Linked DNA regions of Homo sapiens: region 2 is linked to region 1. Evidence: read pairs that join two places in POLR2A ChIA-PET (ENCODE). Cell type or tissue: HepG2. All regions are shown on one strand. Links, peaks and the distances in the headings refer to the core of each region. The heading gives the core; the rest is flanking DNA.

Region 1 (2,927 bases), core at 189-2,688:
CACTTGTCACAATTCTGTCTAAAGTAAACTTAATAGGTTCTGGGTAAGGGACTAATGGGCTCACCAAGGAGTAGGGCGCACACACACCTTAGTGCATAGACTTTGGGAAAGATATTTGGACTACTCAAGTCTATCTTTTAAATACATTCCTCTTACTTCTTAACCAGGTTTTGGACCATGGAGATTGCCCAGCAAGCCGAGAATATTCCAGCCCTCCAACATTGTTGTTAAAAAGTCCACTGCTGTATGTTAGGTGACTTCCCAAAGCTGCTCACTACTTCTTCTTATTCTGTTTTCTCAACCCCACAAAAATCCAATCACTGAAATCCTGAACTCTTTTGATAGTGGCATGAGTGTTAAGTAAATTGCACACCTCTTGTGGAATTCATTTTCACTTAATCATGCTAATTATGTGGAGACTTGTTTGTTGTTGTTCTTTGTTTTTTTAAGTAAATCAATACCTAAATTTCCTGGCTAACAGAGTCATTGCAAGGATACTAGGGCATTATATGTAATATAAGAATGCCTATTTGGTAATTTGTACTTTGAAGTCAAGTCTCATTTGAATCATTTGTGATGTGAAAACAATGCTGTTGGGTTTATATACTTAAACACCTAATTATTGTTTTACGTCCAGGGTTCCTGTGGGATCACATGCCTTTAGTTCAGTCTCAGTATACCTCTCCGCCACAAAGATGTAGTCTGGGTGTGTTCTCTAGCCTTTGGTTCTGTAGCCTTTGGTGTGTTCTCTAAATCTCTCCTCTATAGCATTTTCAAAAACCGTTTTGTTAGTGGGTATTTGCTTGTCCGTATCCCACTGTAGAATGCAAGCAGTACAGGCACAGGGTCCATATCCCTCTCATTCACATTTGGGGACTTCCAGCTACCCATCCCTGTGCCCAGCAGACAATAGACATTCAGTAGATATTGGCCAACATACTGTCATACCCCAGAGGACAGAATGTATCTTTCTCTTGGGGTCCTGGCTGTGATGTAAGGGAGTTCAGAGAACATTTTGCAGAGAAAATAATGCTTCCGCTGGCCATTAAAAGGTTAAAAGAATTAGCCATGTAGGCAAAGTGGGAAAAGAGGTTCTCAGGAGAGGACATAGACTGTTCAACAGTAGAGAGGTATGAGAAGACAAAAATATGCACTGAGAAGTATTGAGCCCATATTTACACTATGGAGTGAACTATGACACCTGAGTAGGGAGAAATATGTGTAATATAATAGATCACAGACAAATGGAACCCCACTGCAGTTACCTTATTAGCCACAGTCCCTTAGCCTCTGGAGCAGCACTGACCAATAAAAACATAAAGTGAACCACAAATGTGAGCCACATAAGGAATGTTAAATTTTCTGGTAGTTATATTCAAAAGTACAGAGGAACAGGTAAAATTAATTATAATAATGCACTTTAACCCAATACATCAAAAATTACCATTTCATGTCTATACAACATACAGAATTATTAATTAGATATTTTACAATCTTTTACAGTCTTCAAAATCCAGTGTGTCTTTTACATTTATAGCACATCTTCATTTGGACTAGTCTTATTCCAGGGCTCAACAGCCACATGTGGCTAACAACTACCATATCAGGTAGTGCAGCTCCAGAGAATGTAGGAAATATTTAATAATATAGTTTAAGAAAAGTTTCTTAAGAGGAAAATCTAAATCTTGTTAACTCTAAAAGCTTATGCCGATTATTAGTGTTGAATTATGCTAGGTTATAAAGACCACCTTCTTGTGTTTAGACTTTTACGCCAATTTAGAGAATCAGCAAAGTTTGCATTTTATGTACTGTGTCTTCATTAACGATGCTGTAGTTACAACTACTTCTATCTCTATTAACTATGGTGGTGGACTGTAAATGTAAACTGTCTTTATGGCAGAAATAAAACGCTATAGATTTGGGGTTGACTAAGCTTTAAAAAAAATTCTCTCTACAGTATGAAGCTATCTCTTCTATGCAGTTACTGCCAAGCATCTTCCTAGCTGTAGAAGTCCAGGATTTTGCTCTCTAATTCTTTTATGCCCAGTTACTTGTAGATGACAAAAACCACCCTGACCTTTGTTTGAGGCAGTCGCCTACCTGAAGCTGCAGTAAGGATTTGCTGCAGCTCCCTGAGTACCAAGAAAGGTCTAAAGAGCTGACTTGAAGATGCTTAGACACCCTCTCTGCAGGTTACTGTGCAGCTTTCCCTAATGAGATTGGAGCCCTTTTGGTTTCATTGGGATTTGAGTGTGGAAGACTGGCAAATCCAGGGCACTCATTTTCTACACTAAAATGAATCTTGAAAACTGTATCTTTTTAAAAAAAGTCTGAGAATGATTGTGTACAAGTAGCCAAACCTGTGCAAGGAAAAGGCAGATACTTTAATGAAATGCATATGTGGTTGATGCCGTCTCATTCCTTCTCAAAACAAGAAAATGTCTAGTATAGTTACAGGGTTAGAAAAACCAAGAAGTCCCAACGAAGCAAGGAAAACCTGTCAGTTTTAATAATGTGTCAGTTTGATATGTCTAAATGATTGAGAGTAAATATCACATGAAATCTTTCCTTTTATGTAGAAATGGCGTATGCAGCTCTCATTAGGCAGTCCTGTCGTAAATGCATATGAAAGTTTCCTTTAAGGGATTTCACAAACATAGGACCATGTTATGAATCAATTCAGTAAAAACATGATCCTATTATTTTTAGAGATATATTTAGATAGACTTCAACTAAAGAAAAGTGAAGAACACATCTGTTTTTCCAAATAATTCAGGGTTCTAAAGGGAAGAAAGATACAAAGAAAGCATGATGTATGCTTACTATTTGTATAATTGTTTGGCTCTCAAAAGAAGACATAGACACTGACCTATCTGTTTTAGATTAGTTTAAGAAACATGAAAATCTCGTGTAATTTTTCTTTTCAC
Region 2 (2,927 bases), core at 329-2,828, 340 kb before region 1:
CAAAGATCATCAGTAACCTAAAAAAGGAAACTCATCAAGATTTAGTATATTTTGTTAAAATTTCAACACTTTTAATAGCTTGTTTTACACTCAAGTATTATGAACTATAAGAAAAAAATCACTTTTCTTTTTTTTTTTTTTTTTTTGAGACGGAGTCTTGCTCTGTCACCCAGGCTGGAGTGCAGTGGAGAGATCTCGGCTCACTGCAAGCTTCGCCTCCCAGGTTCATGCCATTCTCCTGCCTCAGCCTCCTGAGTAGCTGGGAGTACAGGCGCCCGCCACCACACCCAGCTAATTTTTTTGTATTTTTAGTAGAGACGGGGTTTCACCATGTTAGCCAGGATGGTCTTGATCTCCTGACCTCATGATCTGCCCGCCTCGGCCTCCCAGAAGTACTGGGATTACAGATGTGAGCCACTGCACTCGGCCTAAAAAAATCACTTTTAAAATTTCAATATTATTTATCTTCTTTCACATTCTGGAATAAATTGGCATTTTACTTTAGGACAGATCTCAGGAAGCTCATGAGTAAAAACTTATTTCACAATAATACTAAGATATTTATGTTAGCATGCAATGTATTCATCATGGCTATATTTAAATAAATCCATAAATGTTTAAAACTTGTTTAAATTCTGAATATGATAAATATTGATATGTATAGCTCACAGAAGCAAAAGCTCTCTGAGTTCCTCAATAGGTTCCAAAAGCCTGAGAATTGTTACCTTAAAACGAAAGTATTCTTTTTTTCTTCCAAAATACATACACAGTTCATTTTGGGTCATCATCGCTCCAAGGGTAGTTTCTGTTACTCGTGTTAATTTTAACATTTAATAAACTCTCACAGAGAAAACGAGGGTAGCCAAGTGTCTGTCATACATAAGTATTTTAGCCAATTAGCAAAGCTCATGGACACACAGAATATGTCTTTCAACAGCCACACAAATACATTTTATACTTTTTTTTTCTTTTCTTTTTTTTTTTTTTTTTTGGAGCCAGGGTCTTGCTCTGTCACCCAAGCTGGAGTGCAGTGGTAACGTGGCTCAATCATGGCTCACGGTAGCCTCGACCTCTTGGGCTCAAGCAATCCTTCCATCTCAGCCTCCTAAGTAGCTAGGACCACATGCATGCACCACCAAGCACAACTAATTTTTTAATTTTTGTAGAGATGGGGTCTACCTATGTTGCCCAGGCTCATCTCAAATTCCTGGACTCAAATGATCCTCCTGTCTTAGCCTCCAAAGTTCTGGGATTATAGACATGAGCCACCTCACCCAGTTTACACTTTCTTAATTAGACAAAAATGAATACGTCCATTAACAGGGACAAAGATCAATCCAATTTAATCAATTTAATGCAATCCACTCAGTCCATGAGCTTGGAAATTGTATTGTCTTCCAGCTGGCATATTATAACACAATTACTGTTCAAACAAAACTTTGTTAGAATAATTAAATATATACAAATGTGTCCTTTTTACAATATTAAACATTATATAATAGTAATGTTAGCTTATTTGATCAGTAAACTTGGTTAAGTTTAAGAAAAACAAACCCAAATAGAATAAAATGCATGCTTATATATTAGCATTGATAAAAAGGAGAAGACTGCTGTTGCTAGTAAACTAAAATTATAGATCTAGTTTCATTTACCAAAGATTTACCTTTGTTATAGAAATTGGAGTTCTTAAAGCATTTCCAAGTTAACTCACGTAAGAATGTTTTAATTCAAGCACATTTAAAGTATTAGAAGTTTATTTTTTATTTTTCTAGACATTTTAGTAATATTCATTTTTATGTATTTTTAATCTACTCAGAATACAGCTCCTATAACTTTAGAGGCTTTGCAGTCTAATTAAGTATCATCTAAAGATAGGAAGTTTTTTTTTTTTTTTTTTTTTGAAACAGAGTCTTGCTCTGTCGCTCAGGCTGGAGTGCAGTGGCAAAATCTCAGCTCACTGCAAGCTCTGCCTCCTGGGTTCATGCCATTCTCCTGCCTCAGCCTCCCGAGTAGCTGGGACTACAGGCACCCGCCACCGCCCCTGGCTAATTTTTTGTATTTTTAGTAGAGACGGGGTTTCACCGTGTTAGCCAGGAAGGTCTCGATCTCCTGATCTCGTGATCCGCCTGCCTCAGCCTCCCAAAATGCTGGGATTACAGGCATGAGCCACCACGCCCAGCCAAGAAGATAGTTTACAGTTAAAGTTTTTTCTGAATTATAGAAGCATAAACATACAGAGTCACCAAGAGTGTATAGTTTCAGATTTAAAACTTTAGCCACAGGTCAACTGTAAACAGAGAAACACAAAAATCTCAGTCCAGATATCAAATAGCTGCACTCCTTTCTAGTGAGCACAAAATTCTTAAGTATTCTAAGCACAAAAATAAACAAGTTAACAAACAAGCAAAAACATTAGTAAACGAGTTTACCTCTTGTCTCTTACCCAACAGAGAATATATCTCTATCTACCATCTACAGAGACCACAAATAATCAGACCATAAAAACAAATTCCCAATTATCACTACCACCAGTGCATAACTCATTGGCCATGCACAAACCAGAAACAAAAACAAAACACGAGATCATTAGAAAGGAAAAAGAATTACAGAAACAGAGGTTAAGTAAATGTATAGTTCTATTGCGGATTGTGATTCACTTCTGGGAGTCAAGAAGAGAGGTGTCTGGGCTTAGGCTGCCTATGAGGTGCACCTCTCCAGCAATGTGGCTTACCAGGCTATGTCACATGAATTTTGGGCATCTTGGTGGAAACTTCAAAACTATTAAAGGGTAATTTTTAAAAGAGGACATAATCATCACTCTCATACAAATATCAAGTGAACAGATGCTCAGAGAGCAGAGTCAAGAGTCTTGATGACATTTGTGTACCAGGTTTTCATTATTCCTGGTCCCAGATAAATTTCTGTTC

The links. Peaks named below come from ENCODE experiments on the same cell type or tissue, not always from the same donor. Only the 100,000 strongest peaks of a DNase experiment are listed, where the experiment ranks them.
Region 2: POLR2A ChIA-PET joins it to region 1 with 6 read pairs; 2 of 35 experiments call an interaction of 5 or more read pairs at or near these places.

What each region holds. Positions count from the first base shown.
Region 1 is chr21:15,067,368-15,070,294 of GRCh38, forward strand. LINC02920 (long intergenic non-protein coding RNA 2920) reads left to right here. Exons shown (of 2, transcript NR_186411.1): 2 at 168-470. Among named protein-coding and RNA genes, the nearest start is that of LINC02920, 1.8 kb to the left of the region's middle. In HepG2, for the core only: no CTCF peak of the experiment used is centred there; a DNase peak (open chromatin) is centred at 1,194.
Region 2 is chr21:14,731,402-14,734,328 of GRCh38, forward strand. No RefSeq gene overlaps it. Among named protein-coding and RNA genes, the nearest start is that of SAMSN1-AS1, 150 kb to the left of the region's middle. In HepG2, for the core only: no CTCF peak of the experiment used is centred there; no DNase peak of the experiment used is centred there.